2 separate regions of the Mus musculus genome follow, and region 2 is linked to region 1. A link is a loop called in an ENCODE intact Hi-C map of the cell type or tissue named here. Cell type or tissue: gastrocnemius. All regions are shown on one strand.

Region 1 (8,000 bases):
AAACAAAAAAACATGTAAATTGCACTTGATGTCACATGCCTTTGATCCCAGCACTCAGGGAGTAGAAGCAGGCAGATCTCTACTAGTTCAAGGCCAGCCTGGTCTACAGAGCAAATTCTAGGACACAGAAACCATGTCTTGAAAATGAAAAAGGAAAAGGAAACAGAGTTGACACATTGTTTTTTTTTTAATTATCAGATATTTTTGTTGTTCATTGATTTCATGACTGTAAAGTCAACTCTTGTTTTCTTTTTTCAAGACAGGGTCTCATATGGACCAGGATAGACTCAAACTTACTGTGTAGCTGAGGTTGACCTTGGACTCCCAATCTTCCTTTCCTTAGTGTTGGGATCTGGCATATGCCTGGTGTGTCCACTGCTAACAAGAGAGCCCAGGGCTCATGCATGCTAAGCAAGCGCTCTGTGCTGCATTCTAAGCCCTCAGCTCCTGACTCTAAATGGTGAGGTGTTTAGTAAATAAAACCAAAACAAAAGCTTCGGGAACCAATAAAGTTGCCCAGGTTTTACATCTTTGTGTCATGAGAAGGACGCATGAAGGACTCTCCCTAAGGCTTTGTTTTAGGGGGTCAAGAGCCTCACTTTGAAGGAATCTAAATTCTCAGGAGCTCCAAATCCTTTAGGACTTAGTGTCAAAATTTGTCCTACCACAAACATTTCCAGTCAATCTGATCATATGTTGCTTCCCTTGGTAACCAGTGAACTTTCTACAGCGCCCGGCTGTGAGTTCTAAGTAAACAGGGTCCGCTTTATAATCACATAGTCCATGTTGTCTGATAACATATGCGGAACCCAGTCCTGCTTCCCCTGGAAAAATGGCTATATCTCTCCAGTGCTGGGCAGCTGGAGATGTAGCTGGCTCTGCAGTAGAGTGCTTGCCTAGCAGGCCCAAGACCCTGGCTTTGATCTCCTGAATGCCCTCCCCCCAAAATGAGATAGGACACTGCCCTCAGCCCCCCAACACACACACACACCACACATATTGGTTTTATGAAGCCTTGGGTTTCAGGTAAAACGCTCTCTCGTTTGTTGGGTCAAACAAACCTTGCTCTCGCAGGTCTGTTTCAAGGATAATGCTGTAAACATAAGCCGACTTTACTTAAAATCATTGTTCATTCGGGAGCTGAGAATGTAGGTCTTTCAGGCAGAGTGTCTACTTAGCACACACAAAGCCTGGGTTGGCTCCCTAGCCCCAAATGAAGCAGGCGTAATGGTGTCCACCTGTCATCTCAACACGCAGGAGGTAGAAGCAGAGGGAGGCGATTCAAGGCAGTCTTCAGCTGTAAACTCCATTCCAATGGTAAGAAAATCATTGTTTTGAATGGTTCTCATCTATTTGCTTTGGGGCCAGCTGGTCCTCTTCCCCTGTGCAAGCCCATCCCGTCTTCTTTTTGATCTTCCAATCAAACTGCACACTCAGCCCCACCTTGGGCACGCAGCTCCATAGTGGTTGCAGGCAGAAGGCTTCACCAAGGCAGTCAGAGGCCATCAAGGCACCAAGGCACCATTTGTCCCTCAGTTACCAGGTCTCCGTTCCTGCTTCCTCTGCTCAGTGCTTGGCAGCCAGGTGGTAACCTCCTGGTAACGTTTTCTGCTGGGCTTCCCTGATGCAGAGGCACCTTGGGTCCTAGGGAGGCCGGTGTGTTTGAGGTCATCTTCTGAGGCTCTGTCAAGCTCTCTCTAGCTACAAAAGATAGCTTTCTGTCTCATAGAGCCCCTGGAAAGGTGGCAAGTAGCAGTCTCTCTAGGCCAGCCCTTGCTCCTGCGTCCTAGAGAGGAACGGGACTATGGTATTGTCTCTAAGCCCACTCTGGCTCACATGAAACCTGATGTCACCTGTCCCTATGTCTCAGGGCTAGTGGCTTATAAAGAAACAAACGTGGGTTATCAATGTGGCTCAGTTGGTAGAGCACACACCTAGCAAGCAAGAGACCCTGGGTTCCATCCCCAGCACGGAATAAACCATGGCTGTCAGTGTATTCCAGCACTTGTGAGGCAGAGGCAAGGCGGATGGGAAGTTCAACCTCAGATACAAGTAAGTTTGAGGCCAGTGTGAGCTATGTGAGACAAATAAGATCCACAAATATGCGATATATGCCTGTGATCCCAGCACTCGGAAAGGCAAATGCTGGATCAGGGGTTCAAGACCAGCCTTTGCTATGGGACACCTTATTTCAAACAAAACAACAAAACAGAATAAATGAATAGATAGTTCAGGCTGCTGGCCTAAGCCTATGCGTCCAGCTACTTGATACTGAACCAAGAAGGCCAAAACTTCCTGGGCTACAGAGTGAGAGGTCAGGTCTAGCCTGGGCAACTAAAGAGGTAAGACTAGCCCAGCAGTAGTGGTACATGCTTTAATCCCAGCACTTGGGAGGCAGAGGCAGGAGGATTTCTGAGTTCTAGGCCAGCCTGGTCTACAGAGTGAGTTCCAGGACCGCCAGGGCTATACAGAGAAACCCTGTCTTGAAAAAGAAAAAAAGAAAAAAAAAAGAGGTAAGACAACTGGTTGTGGTACAGTGCTTGTCTGATATGCACAGGCATGGATAGAAACAATAGATTTAGGGACCCAGTGCAACCTTTTAATTCCAAGCAGTTACCCCTCCCAGCATGATCACACACACAGTGGACAGGGAGTGCCAGGGTCTGGGTAAAAACGAAACCCAGACCTGGGCAAAATAGATATATATATATGTATAATTATATACACGTACATATGTGGACAGACAGGACTGGAAGTGCAATTAGGTAGGGCAGGGAGTCAGGGAAGCAGCAGAGGGTGCCCCAATAAATTACATTCTGTAGAGAGCACAGTAGGAGATGCATGGCAATGGAGGGACCTGGGAGCTGGGACTCTCCATCCCATCTTAGGGAGGCTGAGGCCTGGGCTCGGTGGTCCCTGGACAGGTGCTAGAACGGTGCATCCTATCTGGTTTTGCCTGGAGGCTGGTGGTGGTGAGGCGTTGTGTGAACAGCGTCTCTGCTCTTAGCCACAGCTTTGAATAAGTCTTGGGTCTTGAGCAAGAGGTTTGAAGCTTAGGGGTTGCAAAGTACAGGACATACAAGCTAGAGGGAGGATGACCTCCCAGCTGGAGGTCCAGGTAGAGCCTGCTTCTGCCAGTTAGAGAAGCATCAGGCCCAAGTGCAGGAAACTGCCAGGAGTGCAGCTGGCTGGAGCCTTTGGGTGGACAGGCACAGGGTCCCAGAGCTGCCGCCTCCCCCTGTACAGGACAGCAGACCGACCTCCCCGCTAAGCCCCCTTCGTTTCTCCTCACTGTCTTCTGGGGACTCTCATGTGGGGTGACAGACAGGGAACGGGTGCAAACATTGTGTGCTGGAGTCCGGGCTGGGTTTGTCTAGGCAGTAGAGCCCAGGGAAATGGTAAGGCCCCCTGGCCCATCGTGGGGAAGGAAGTCCACGCCTCGTGACTCTGGGACTGTGCACTTCTTGGCTCTCTCCGTGAGGAATGGAGCCCAACGTTTCTGCCCTGCCTCCCGCTGCTCCCAGCCAGCAGAGGAAGAGGACACTGTAGGGAAGGGTCTCACAGCCCCAGCTTCAGGGCCTCGAAGCAGCAGAAGGAAGGTACTGTCACGGACAGGGCGAGCCGAATCGAGCCGAGCCGGCAGGGATGTCAGAAGAGGGAAGCTTTCTTCTTAAGTTCGTTCCGCTTCCACAGGGCCAGCTTGCCAAACTCCTCGGGAGACATGGCGAAGACCCTAGAGAAGTCCTCTGCTGACAAATGCCTCTGTGGGGACATGGGTAACGGAGTGACTTAAGGAGGTAGCCCCTACAGCCTCAAAGTCAAAGGCAGCCCCACGGGGTGGCCCCTCCCCCATGCCACGCATCTTTCTTTCATACCTCAAGCCTCATGCGGTCCACACCCGGAGGCAGCTTAGTTCTCCCCTTATTGGTCACCACCAGCATCTCATAGGGATAGATCTGGAGGGGCAGAGAAAGCCCTCTTAGGTGCCTAGTCCTGGGTCCTCCTAACCCTCGTGACTCCCCTGGTCCCGCTGCAGAGGCCACTGGGGTTCATGCCATCTCGCCATTCATCTCCTTCGGCTTCCCTGCTGCCCCCACCCCCCACCCCGTCATCTCCAGGAGCACCCTGAGCGCATTCAGCTTGGTGGGCTCCACCACCCCCCTGAAGCCCACCCCACTGTGGTGGTCAGGTCCCCTGCCCTCACCTTCTGCTCCAGCACACAGGGCAGGGAGTTCCCCCGATCCATCCTCCCCCTCTGGCCCTCTCCGTTCTGGGGAGACCAAAGCCGCAGTGAGCCAGAGTGGGTCAGGGGGACCTTCTCAACCTTACCCTAGGCGTCTTCAGTCTTCGCCAAGCAACTCGTCGGCCCGTGCCCCCCTCCCCCACCAGTCCCCATGCCTGGCTCTGGTTTCCCGAGCTTCTCCTGCTCCCCTCCAGGGGGCACTCACCTGCAGGCCTAAGGAGACAAGAGCCACGGTTTAGAGACAGCTTCAGAAATTGCACCTACACCTGATCTTAAACCACTGCCCACACTGGACATCGGCTCTCTATAAAGTCTGTGGAGGACCGCGTCCCAACGACGTGTGACCCCATTGCTCACCTGGGCTCCCAGCCTCACTTCCCGATGGGCTGAATTCTGTGGACTGTAGCTAGGAAAATGATACACAGACATCAGAGGAAGCCTTCAACAGTCTCCTTTACTCTGAGGGCTTCCCCCCCGCCCCAGAATCTCCAAGCGCTTGGCCACCCAGAAGCATGGTGGACACACACCAGGCAGCCCTGCTCGGTCCTAAGGCCTTACCCGGCTCAGGGTGGTCCTGCCATAGGAAGGAAGCGAAGAGGATTTAGATGTTCCCGAATGCAAGGCTGAAAGAGAGCAAGAGAGGGCCCAGGTTTAGTCCCTTGGTCCTGACAGTCCTTCCTAAGAGAGCTGCCTCCACGGCTTTCCCTGTCCAGAACCTAGCAAGGCTTCTACGGACTTTCACAGTGACGCTGTGGCTTTTGCTGAACGTGTATCTTCCCTCTCCTCTCCAACTAGAAGTGAGCCAAAAGCCTAGTGTGAACCCCAGGCAACGTTGAGGCTCATTTCACTTCAGCCACCATGAAGTAAGTTTGAGATCTACAAACACATGACAGCTCTAAGTGAAATCTCGAAGGTATGACAATGGTATTAACAGCGGTCAACTTCTAGCCATTTTGACAGCACAGTTCTGACACTGTCATCTTAGCACAGTGAATGCAGTCAGGATAGTTCCCATTTGAGGCTATGTAGCTGCCTCAGTAGGTAAGAGGGCTTGCTCTACAAGTATGAAGACCTGAGTTTGGATTCTAGGACACACATAAAAAGCAGAGCATGGCTGTGTACACCTGTAACCACAGCACTGTGTGGGGTCGAGACAGGGGGATCACTGCCAGTTCAGCTTCCACGTCTAGTAAGGCAGAGAGCAACAGTGCAGGATGCCCAATGTCCTCTCCTGGCCTCCACTTATAACATACCTGAATAGTTGTTTGTCTACACTACACACACACACATATACATACACACTTCCTATTGGCGTAACTGAAGATCATTTGCAACTTGTGCCTTTTGTAAATCACTAAATTTTTAACACTACTAGTTATAATTTCAGAGATTAGTTTGCAACAAGGTTTTTTTGTTGTTTTGTTTTTTGTTTTAAATCCAGGGGTCTCAAGATCTGCCTGCCTCAGCCCCCCTAAGTGCTGCAAGTACAGGGATGTGCCATGGCGTCTAGAAACTAACATTCCCTTTGTGGTTTCTTGAGACAGGGTTTCTCTATGTAGCCCTAGCTGTCCTGGAACTCACTTTGTAGATCAGGTTGGCCTCAAACTCACAAAGACCTGCCTGCCTTAGCCTCCTGAATGCTGGGATTAAAGGTATTTACCACCACACAGAGACAAAATAGAAGCTACCATTCTTAGAGTGGGCCAGCCTCAAAGCTCCTTTGTCTGTAACTAGTAGAAATGGCTGGCATCCCATTGCAGTTGCTTCAACAGGCATTTGTTAAATGTCCAGCTTACAGTTCAACACCATAAGCATCAGGCCTCTAAAGTCTACCGGAAGTTCAGTGCCTGAGAACAAAATAGGTTTGGGGAACCTGGTGTTTATTCTCAATTAAGTTTAGCATCTCTAAACTGAAAGTTCAAAATCTGAAATCCACTCTCCCCTGAATTCCAAACTTCTTCAGTCTTGTTGGTAGGGTTCTCAGTTTTGGATTTGGAAATGTTGGTTTCAGATTTTGCAGTTTTGGATTGGGGGAGGTCGTCTCCAATTTGGTAAAGTTTTTTCAAATACTCTAAAATCCAGGAAATGAAACAAAACCCTCTTTAAGTCTGAAACCCTTCAAATCCTAAGCATTTTGGATAAGGAATGATAAGCCTGAGTAGGGAATGAGCAGCTCTCAGGGCTGGGGATTGGCTCGGGGTCGTGTGCTGTCAGACAAGAACCTGAGTTTGGGCGAGGGGAGGGCAAAAGAAAGTCACTGATTCTCACAGTCAGCGCTCATTGCTGAAGTATGCTATGTACTAGTAATAATTAGGAGCATTTTTATTTTTATGGACAGAATTACAATGCCATCAGGTACATATAAACATTTTCCACCCCAAATCACTTTCAGGATGTATGCTGGCTGTTTTTATGTCAACTTGACACTACCTACATTCACCTGGGAAAGGGGAGCCTCAATTCGGAAAATGTCCTCAACAGACTGGCCTGTGGGTAACCTATGGGGACAGGTTCTCAACTGATGATTGATGTGGGAGGGCCCAGCCCACTGTGGGTGGTGCTACCACTATGCAGGTGGTCATGGATAGTATAAAAACACAAACCAGGCAAGCCAGGAGGAGCAGTCCTCCGTGGCCTCTTCACCAGTTCCTGACTCCAGGTTCCTGCCCTGCCTTCCCTGAATGATGGACTACAAGCTGTACGACAAAATAAACCCTTTCCTTGCCAAGTTGCTTTTGATCGTGGCATTTTATCACCGCAATGGAAACTTCAACTAGGACAGAAGGTTTGTGTTTGAAAGTGACGATTCCAAGGTAATGCCTGTTCATGACTCTGAGCTGTTGAGCCTGATGAGATCTGTCAGGAACCTGCACAACCACATGACATACATATCCATGGTCTTGTGCCAAAGTAAGGAAGGCACTTGACTATTAAACCTTACAAAGCCAAAAGGGAAGTCACAGAAGCTCATTTCTTTAGCTGAATAGAAGAATCTGGAACACTGAGACTGTATCTACCCATTGGGACGGTTTTGTAATACTCTTGTTCTCCAGGCCTCAACTACAGACTTTATATTCTTTAAAATGCCCTTTGCAAATCGTCTCACCCACCCCAAACCTGAGTCCTGGTGCTCTTCATGCATCCTAGCCATGGTCACTTTACCGCTCCTTCAGTTCCGGATGTGGCAGCAAATGTCTATAATCACAGCACTTGAGAGGCAAAGGCAGGAGGACAGAGAGTTCAAGGCCACCCTCAGCAAAACAGGAGTTTGAGGCTAGCATCAGTTACCTAAGATTGAACATTTAAGGCATCTGGCATAATGGTACATGCCTTTCATCTCAGTACTTTATAGGCAGAGATATAGAGGCATACCTCCAACCAACCAACCAACCAACCAACCAAAGAAGCAAACAAACAAGCAACAACCCCTACCAAAAACAAACAAACCAACCCAACTGAAGCCGAAACAACAACAACAAAAACCAAAGCAAATAAATTCCAGTCCTACTACGCCTCTCTGTTCCAGTCTTCTACACTCTTCCAAAGAGTTCTGCCCTGGAGCCAGTTGCCTAGCACTGCAGTCCCTTAGCACCCTCCTTACCAGACACTAGCCACAGATGAGCCCATCCCTCCTCTCTTACTCCCTCAGCTATGAATTAGCATCACCACAAAGGAAAGACCTTGCGGTAGTCCCCGTGGAGAAGGTCTCCCATGGCCGCATCCCGAGCACACGGCTCCATTTCCTCCCCAGGCTCCT
Region 2 (8,000 bases), 170 kb before region 1:
TGGGGCTGTGGAGCAGAGGATAAATTTTACCAAAGGGACAACTGCCATCCCTCCTCCCAGTCCCCACACCTACAGAGCTGAATGCCAGGCCAGTGTACTGCAATACTGTGATATGATAGGTTGGTTGGGCCCTTCACATATTACTAGATGTTGAATCAGTTAGGCCACCCCAGAAGAAGAATATCTGTCATGAAGCCTTGGCAGGTACAAGTTGGGACACCTTGTCAAGTGCTCTTTTAATAATTATTATTTTTTTGTATTTGTGTGTGCATATGTCATGGCACATGTGTGGAGGTTTGAGACAGAACCACAGAATTGGTTCTCTCTCTTTCTACCATGTAGAGAAGTCCCAGGAATTAAATTTAGGCTTGAGACTAGGCAACAGGTCCTTTACCCACTGAAGCACAGCACTGCCCTGACCCTAAGTGTTAAATTTTAATGAGAACCTAGAAGCAATCTTAAAGAGTTGTTTCCAAAAGTATTATGTCAGCTGGGTGTGGTGGTACATGCCTCTAATGCCAGCACTTTGAGGCAAAGTGAGGATGATCAGGAGTTCAAGGCCAGTTTCTTCTACATAACAAGTTCAAAGCAAGTCTGAGCTACATGAAATTCTGTTTCAAAAGACAAAGAAGAAAAAAAAAAAGAAGTACTTCTTATTCTCATCAGAGGGGCAGCAAATCCCAACACCATCATAGAGCCACCACCCTATGGAGGCTACCTGCCTTTAACCGTGCTATAGGCAGCAAAGGGCCAACCAAAGACTTAGTTCAGGAACCTATTATGGTTATGAGGGCCCAAGGATGCAAATACATGTCTATACAAAACAATTCCCACCTGCCACAATCACTTTGCAATCTATGAGCTCATGAGGCACATTAAAGTAAAACACAATACCATTGTACACCTACAAGGCAAAGTCACAAGGGCTGAACCTACAAGGCAAAGTCACAAGGGCTCAAAGCCCAACCCACAAGGTTGGCCTGATCCTTTCTTCTTCCCAGAAGAGGGAGGGACATTTCCGTTGGACCAATTTTCTCACATTTGTTTAGTATTGTAGGTGTTGACCAAAACACATACGATTTGCACATTTCTTTATTCTTTCAACCACAACTTACTGCATCCATCATGTTCAAGGAACTATTTTATGTGCTAAAATATAGTTCATGCCTAAGACTCACCTGTACTCTGTGGTCATAGACTATCAGTGGGATCTCAGATAAGAAATGAAAGGATGACAAATGCTGTGGAGAGAAGGGAAACAGTGAAGAGGAGCAAAAAGCACCAGAGGGGTGAGTTTTAGATTTACCTGGACCTGACTCTGTAGCACAGGCTAGCCTCAAACTCATACCCGCTGGCTATAGTATCCTAAGTGCTGGCAACAAGCGGAGCACATTGCACCCGAGTTAGCTAATTTATGTAGAGTGGCCAGGGAATCTCAGAGAACTGAAGGATTTCAGAAGTAAGACCTAGAAACATCTGGATAAAGTTGAGTCTAGACCTGAGGGAAAGGACATGGGGTGGGGGAAGGGTGCAGCTTGCCCACTGTGACAGGGCAGCAAGGTCTGTGTGGCTGGGAAAAGTTGCAGAAATCACAGAAGGGTCCTATGCTTTATAGAGCATAAACAACACATATTGGCTTAATAAAAGCTTGCTGATCACACATGTCTCTTACTGGACTTATCTGATACTCAATAAAGTCTTTACAATCACTCTAATTTAAAAGCAAAAGGGGAAGGGAAAGGGACTAGAGAGATGGCTCAGATTAAGAGCACATATTCTTGCAGCAGACCTGGTTTGGGTTCCCAGTATCCATGTGGTAGCTCCCAACCATCCATAACTGAAGTTCCAGAAAATCTGATGCCCTTTTTTGACCTCCAGACACTAGGCATGCACTTAGTACACACACATACATACAGGAAAATTACTCAGAACACTCAAATCTTTTTATAAAAAAATAAAAGCAAACTAGGAAACTGGTTCAGTGGGTAAAAGTCCTTGGCTGCACTTGATAACTTGAACCCCACATTCAAAGCAGCAGCAGAAACAAGAGATCCTGTATCAACAGGGCATAAAGTTGAGAGCTGACTCCTAAAAATTGTCTTCTGACCTCCACATCTACGTACCCCCAACTCATGCAAAGTAACCATTTTAATAAATTAAAAAAAAAACCACTGTGCAAATAGAGATATGGTGATAACATTCTTCTGTTTAAAAACAATTTAAAAAAAATAAACTGAGGGAAGACAAGTGACTTTTTTTCCTCTCCAAGGTTACTTGTGGAATTGAAGCCAATCCCAAGGCTGACTGAAGCCTACAGAGCCACTTTACACAAAGAAATGAACAAGTCTTTAGTTCTTTCTGTTTCTAACACAAAATACATACACACAGATGCAGGTAGTAATACATTTGCATTCATTTGCACCCTTGTATCAACTGCTTCCCTATCCCCCCCCCCCCCCCCCGTTATTTGCACATATTTGTTGGTAGAAATGGATGCTTCCCTTGAGAGGCTCAGCCAGGAAAGCAGACTGGTCTCACTTTCCCAGCCTCCTACTGACGAGCTCTCTAACTTGTGCATCTGGGACCCAGAGACAGGTGGTGAGAACACACACAGTGGGAAGCTTTGCTGTACAGCACTTCAGACGGGGAAGGGAGAAGGTGATACACCATCTTCTTGGAAGACTCAAAGAACCCAAGGGTTGCCGGGCGGTGGTGGCGCACGCCTTTGATCCCAGCACTTGGGAGGCAGAGGCAGGCGGATTACTGAGTTCCAGGCCAGCCTGGTCTACAGAGTGAGTTCCAGGACAGCCAGGGCTACACAGAGAAACCCTGTCTCGAAAAACCGAAAAACCAAAAAAAGAAAGAAAGAAAAAAAAAAAAAAAACCCAAGGGTTTCTGTCCATGGTTGGTGCATGCCTATAATTAAAGCACTCAGGGGGCCAAGGCAGGGTTGAAACTTTGAGGCCATAATGAGCTACGTAGAGATATTGTCTCACTTAAATACAACAACAAAAACAAAAAACAAAAACAGCAAAAAACACTTAAAAATTCCAAAGAACTATGGATTGCAAAATACCAAACATCTTCAGATACAAGACCATTAGGTTACTTCAGACACAAGACCATTAGGTTACTCCAAAAAGAAAGGGGGGGAAAAAAAAAAAAAAGAAAAGCAGGAGGTTCTCGATCAGAAGAGAGAAGATTCCACTGACACCCAAGAGCAGTCATCAGCTATTTAAAAGCACAAAGGGCAGGAGCCCAGAGCTCACCAAAGCTGCCTGAGACCAGGCAGGGTTTGCATGGTCTACAGGGCACACACTCCCAGAGCCTCTGCCTCTCCTGTTCTTGAACTAGATGAATACCACCACCTGACAGAGCGAGTGTGAGCTTTTGGTTCCAAGACAATGGAGTTACTATTCCATCTCTTCCCGATACCTGGTTAGGTAGCCCGAGAGGCTCTGCAGGAAAGGCCCCCGTGGTGCTCAATAAACCACAGGCCAGAGGAGAAAGGGAAGAGAGGCTACAAGAAGTACCTGACTGTTCCAGAGCCAGCTGGCAGTCAGTACTGAGTCTGGGCTTCATCCCTGTAGATGCTAATGCCGGGAGTGTCTTTGCTCCAACATAAAAATGTCTCAGCCCTGCTGACAAGCAAGCAGATGTTCTCCCAGGCACCACAATGACCCCAGCGAAGGAAGCAGGGCAGGCAGCATAGGCATGGCAGTGGGAAGCAGGCATGACAGGCCGACCTGGTGACGCCCTAGCGTCCTAAGGCAGAAGAGAACAGCTCAAACACCAAGCCTCACCTCACCAAGTGTCAACCCCAATCTCACCAAGGCGGCTTTGCTCTTTTAAGAACCATTGGATGAGGTGTAGCGGGAATTCTGGCCAGATGTTTCTCTTGACCAATACCTTTATGGGAGTTAGTCTACTAGACACTTGCTGCAGGAGAGGGTGCAAAGAGTAAGCAGCCCTCCTACCACATCACCTAAAGGCCCCTGCAGGGCGCCTTAAGGCTCCTCCAGCTTCTTCTAACAGAAACTCCAACAGGAAGCAGGCGGCTAAGACAGCATGGGATAGAAGCTACACAAGAGCTGACATGAACATTCATTCATTCCATCAGCCCAGGGTGGGAATAGGGTGCAGAGTAAGGATAAATGAGAGCTGGGGCTTATGGCTCAGTGGTAGGGCACTTGCCTCGCATGCTCCAGGTCTCAGGCTCAGCACTGAAAAGAGTTAAAAATTAAAAAGCAATGGAGTCACAAAAGTAGGGATGTGAGCAGAACCACTTACTTCTTCCAAGTATAAAGTTAATTTATTTGGAAATAGACTCAAAGGAAAGGAAAACTAACATTTATTGAGCGCCTATGGTTATGTACATGTGTATATATACATACATATGTATGTTATGTGTATACAAACACACACATACCCCTTATATAATGTATATCCAGTCTTGTGCAAGGAGTTCCCATCTACAACATTCCCTGTGCTGCTCACACCAACCCTGCGAGGTAGGTATTGTCCTCATGTCTGTCGGGTGAGGAATATGAGGCTCAGAAAGATTATGTAGTTTAAGGACACAGAGCTAGAAACCAGGGAGCTGGGACTGAGTTTTAAGTCTTCAGTTCCATCGCATCCCTGTTCTTTCTTACCTGCCTGAGCCCCTTCCCTTCCTATCCCCGTAGCCCACGGCTCCCCAAAAAGAAGCCTGCCCCATTCTACTCTGGGAGAATGCAGTCAGTTGAGGATTAAGACATAAATAAAAAATAAATAGCAGGGTCACGTTCCCAGAGATGAGGATGCGCCTTCCATACCCAGGCTGTGTGAGGTCCCATTCACAGCTGGGGCGAGGGGCAGCATGGCCCTAGTCGGGGGAAACTGGGACTACAGCCAAAGGCTACAACGGGTGGGCTAAAGAGGCCCTTCTGGGCTGCGTGTATTTGAGAGCATGTGCGGTCGTGGGCACAGTCACCGTGCTCCTCCATCTGTCCATCTCACCGGTGTTTGTGATCCAAGAGAGATTCAAAATCAGGAGAACATACAAGTTTGTGCTTCACATGTCCCAGGACTGTCATCTCCCCTGTTCTGCTGTCTCCAAGGCCCACAGACACCAGTTCCTGCCATTCAACAGAGACATCAGTGAGAAGCACACACCCACACCCAGCCCTCAGTGCAGTGACCCAGAAGCTCCTCGCCACCTCAGCACAGGCTGTTTAATATTTCCCCAAGCCTCTCCCTGGCCCATCGGGGTCGTACCTGCAGGAAAGAACAGGTCGTTCCCATGGTCACATCTAGAGTCACCTTGCCCAGGAGGAGTTGCACCTTCCCTGACTTACGGATGAGCAGTTTGCCCACTTGACCCTCTGTCAGGTCAGCCAAGGTACAAGCATTCTCTGCTAGCCTGGCTTCCTGTGGAGAGAAGCCACAGGTGGTTACTAGGCAACAGCTTTCATGAATGAATCCATTTCTGTTTCCCAGGAAGAACTGCAGCAGCGGCAGAAATCCTGGAGCTATCGGCCTAGAATTTCCCCAGACCTCGCTCTTGAGCATACCCGGTCTTTTTCCTGCTTTATGACTACCATCTGTCCATCCTCGCCCTGCACCTCTGTCTTGACAGGCTTGATGTCCTGAGTGGGTGGCTGCCCGGGGAGGGTGTCAGGCAGCTGAAGGAACAGGAGCTCCTCATCCTTCATGAGGCTCAGCTCTCTGAGCAGCTCGGCCACCGACACGTCCTTTGGGAGGCCAGGAGTCTTCCGGGCTGCTCTTGGAGGGGCTTTCACCTTGGCTTCCTCTTCCTCATCTCGTGGCTCCTCTTTCACTGCCCAAAGTGAGAAAGAGCAAACAACAGCAAATATAAGTAGCCCTACCCACTAAGCCAATTCTCTATTCCCAAGCCTTCATATCCGTGGGCTCCGCTGTTGCTGAGCCAGAAGTTACGTAGAGGAACAGCAAAGAAATTCAAGAGTGCCTTCTCTGAGGCCGGGCATACTGGCACACAGACGTGCGGTCTGAGGCAGAAACTTATGTCTTGATTCCGTGCCTGTACTTTTGAGTGGGAAGGGGAAGGAGACACTGCTGAGGGCTTCTGGGAGAGCTAGGGAAGAAGGGAAGTCAGCTGACGCACGCATGCACGTTACCTTTGACGGCAGGCACGTCCACCTCCATATCTTCTTCCTTGGGGCCAGCCGAAAAAGGCTTAGCCTCTGGCTCTTCACTCTCCTCCTTAAAAAGCCACCCTGAATGAGCCAGAGGCAGCTGCACTGGCATGTTCCGTGTGTCATTCTTTAGCCCCGGGTCATCGATGAACTGCCAAAGAGTTGGAGGGGGGGGGGGGTCACATGAAATGTCAGCACGTGTGCTTACATCACAGCCCGTTTCGGGACTTGTGTCTCTCTCTTTTCTTTGCATATGTGTACGTCTCACACAGAGGCAAGCTCGCTCTCCACTGAGCTGCACCCCCAGCCCCTCTTTAGTGCTCCTGTAACCAAAAGCTTGAACATGTCCCTGGCCTGGCTCCCTCAAAACCCTCTTTAGCAGCTACAAAAGAACCTGTCCCCCAGGCTCCTGGCACCTACGTCATCCTTCTCCAGCATGCGCAGGATCTGCTTGGTCTCTTCGTCTGTTTCTCTCTTCTCTTTTTTGATGTTGATGATATGAGAAGGTCCCATGTCGGACATGTCCACGGTCTTATCCCAGTTCCCTGCGGGAAATCATGCTGTCCACTAGGGTTCAATAAGGAAGACTGCCCACAGCGAGGAGAGCCCAACTTGGAATGGAGACTCCCACGCTCTGCCTTCTCAGGCAGTCTGAACTGCAACCCAGACCAGGTCCCTTCCTGGTACCTTTTTTTTTCATCATTTCTGCCGGACCCTGCTCGAAGATAGAATGGGACTGGATCACTTCCGGGCGGCCACGTCCCCGTCCGTGACCCTCACGCTGGCGGTCCCTGTCCCGTTCACGCTTTTCCTTCTTCATAGTCACTTCTTCTTTTGGCCTGGGAATGAGGACAGACAAAAGGGTCTGCCTCAGGAAATGGAGCCTCCTCGCTTGCCCCTTTCAGCCCGCTGAGCAGAGCTTGTGAGCCAGTAAGTACACTACGAGAATCGGCACCCAACCCTTCGCTATACCTTTGACATCTCCCATAAAGCACGGCCTTTAATTTCCTTCTACTTTACCGTCTTGTCAAAATGTGGGCCTTTTGTTTTGTTTGTTGGTTTTTTAACCCTCTAAAAGTAGAAAGGCTGGAGAGCAGAGGACCTTAAGGCAAAGTTGGAGAGTTCAGCCCCACCTCGGCAGAAACAGAAGGTAGCTGAAACTATAAGAGATGGAGCCTACTGGGTGGTTACCCAGCTCCTAAAGGAGAATAGAAACTCAGCCCTTTCCTCTCCTTAATTTCTTTCTTCCCTTGGGTATTCCGACTGCATTCATTGCCATACCATGAACCCAAAAGCAAGAACCACCTGATTGATCGTGGACTAAAATCTCCAAAACAAAATGTCCCTCTCTGTAAGCCAATTATCTCAGCTATTTATTACAGAAAAAAAACAAAACAAAACAAAAACCAAAAAGACCCTCTAATGCAAAGTGCCCTGGAGCTAAGCGTGGAGGTGTACATCTTAATCCCAGCACTCAGGACACAGGTCTGAGAGGCAAGCACATCTCTGGGAGTTCTAGGCCAGCAACCTACATAAGTGAGTTCCAGGACATGCAAGGCCATGTAGCGAGGCACTGTCTCAAAAAGAAACATGCCCCTATATAACCCAGGATTGAAGGATGAGAACCACTGGTGAATAAGCTAATAGCGTAAGTTAAAATCTCTAGGCCACACAACCTAATTACGTCCCCAAATTCAGAGCTAACCGGGGTGAGTACTGTTCATTCATTACTTACTCTTCTTTGATCTTCCGACTGATGATATTTGGGGTGAAGGTTTTCTGAAAAGTAAAACACAGTACTGTATTTTCGATGTGCTCAACTGACCAACAGTCCTGGGATGGCTT

The links. Peaks named below come from ENCODE experiments on the same cell type or tissue, not always from the same donor. Only the 100,000 strongest peaks of a DNase experiment are listed, where the experiment ranks them.
Region 2: a loop joins it to region 1, with 2.4 times the contacts of the local background. A loop is called at or near these places in 1 of 42 quality-filtered maps.

Annotation. Positions count from the first base shown.
Region 1 is chr14:70,601,093-70,609,092 of GRCm38, forward strand. Dmtn (dematin actin binding protein) reads right to left here. Exons shown (of 16, transcript NM_001252662.1): 11 at 4,802-4,866; 12 at 4,601-4,649; 13 at 4,449-4,456; 14 at 4,205-4,270; 15 at 3,876-3,956; 16 at 1,092-3,762. The coding sequence ends at 3,649. Among named protein-coding and RNA genes, the nearest start is that of Fam160b2, 5.3 kb to the left of the region's middle. In gastrocnemius, a CTCF peak has its summit at 4,426 (motif pointing right); a DNase peak (open chromatin) is centred at 4,398; H3K4me3 peaks cover 1,169 bases; H3K27ac peaks cover 855 bases.
Region 2 is chr14:70,434,462-70,442,461 of GRCm38, forward strand. It overlaps Polr3d (polymerase (RNA) III (DNA directed) polypeptide D), which reads right to left. Exons shown (of 9, transcript NM_025945.3): 3 at 7,891-7,934; 4 at 6,843-6,994; 5 at 6,576-6,700; 6 at 6,138-6,306; 7 at 5,553-5,818; 8 at 5,257-5,409; 9 at 4,287-5,117. The coding sequence ends at 4,995. It also overlaps a transcript of Piwil2 not described here. Among named protein-coding and RNA genes, the nearest start is that of Polr3d, 5.0 kb to the right of the region's middle. In gastrocnemius, no CTCF peak of the experiment used is centred here; a DNase peak (open chromatin) is centred at 4,880; H3K4me3 peaks cover 357 bases.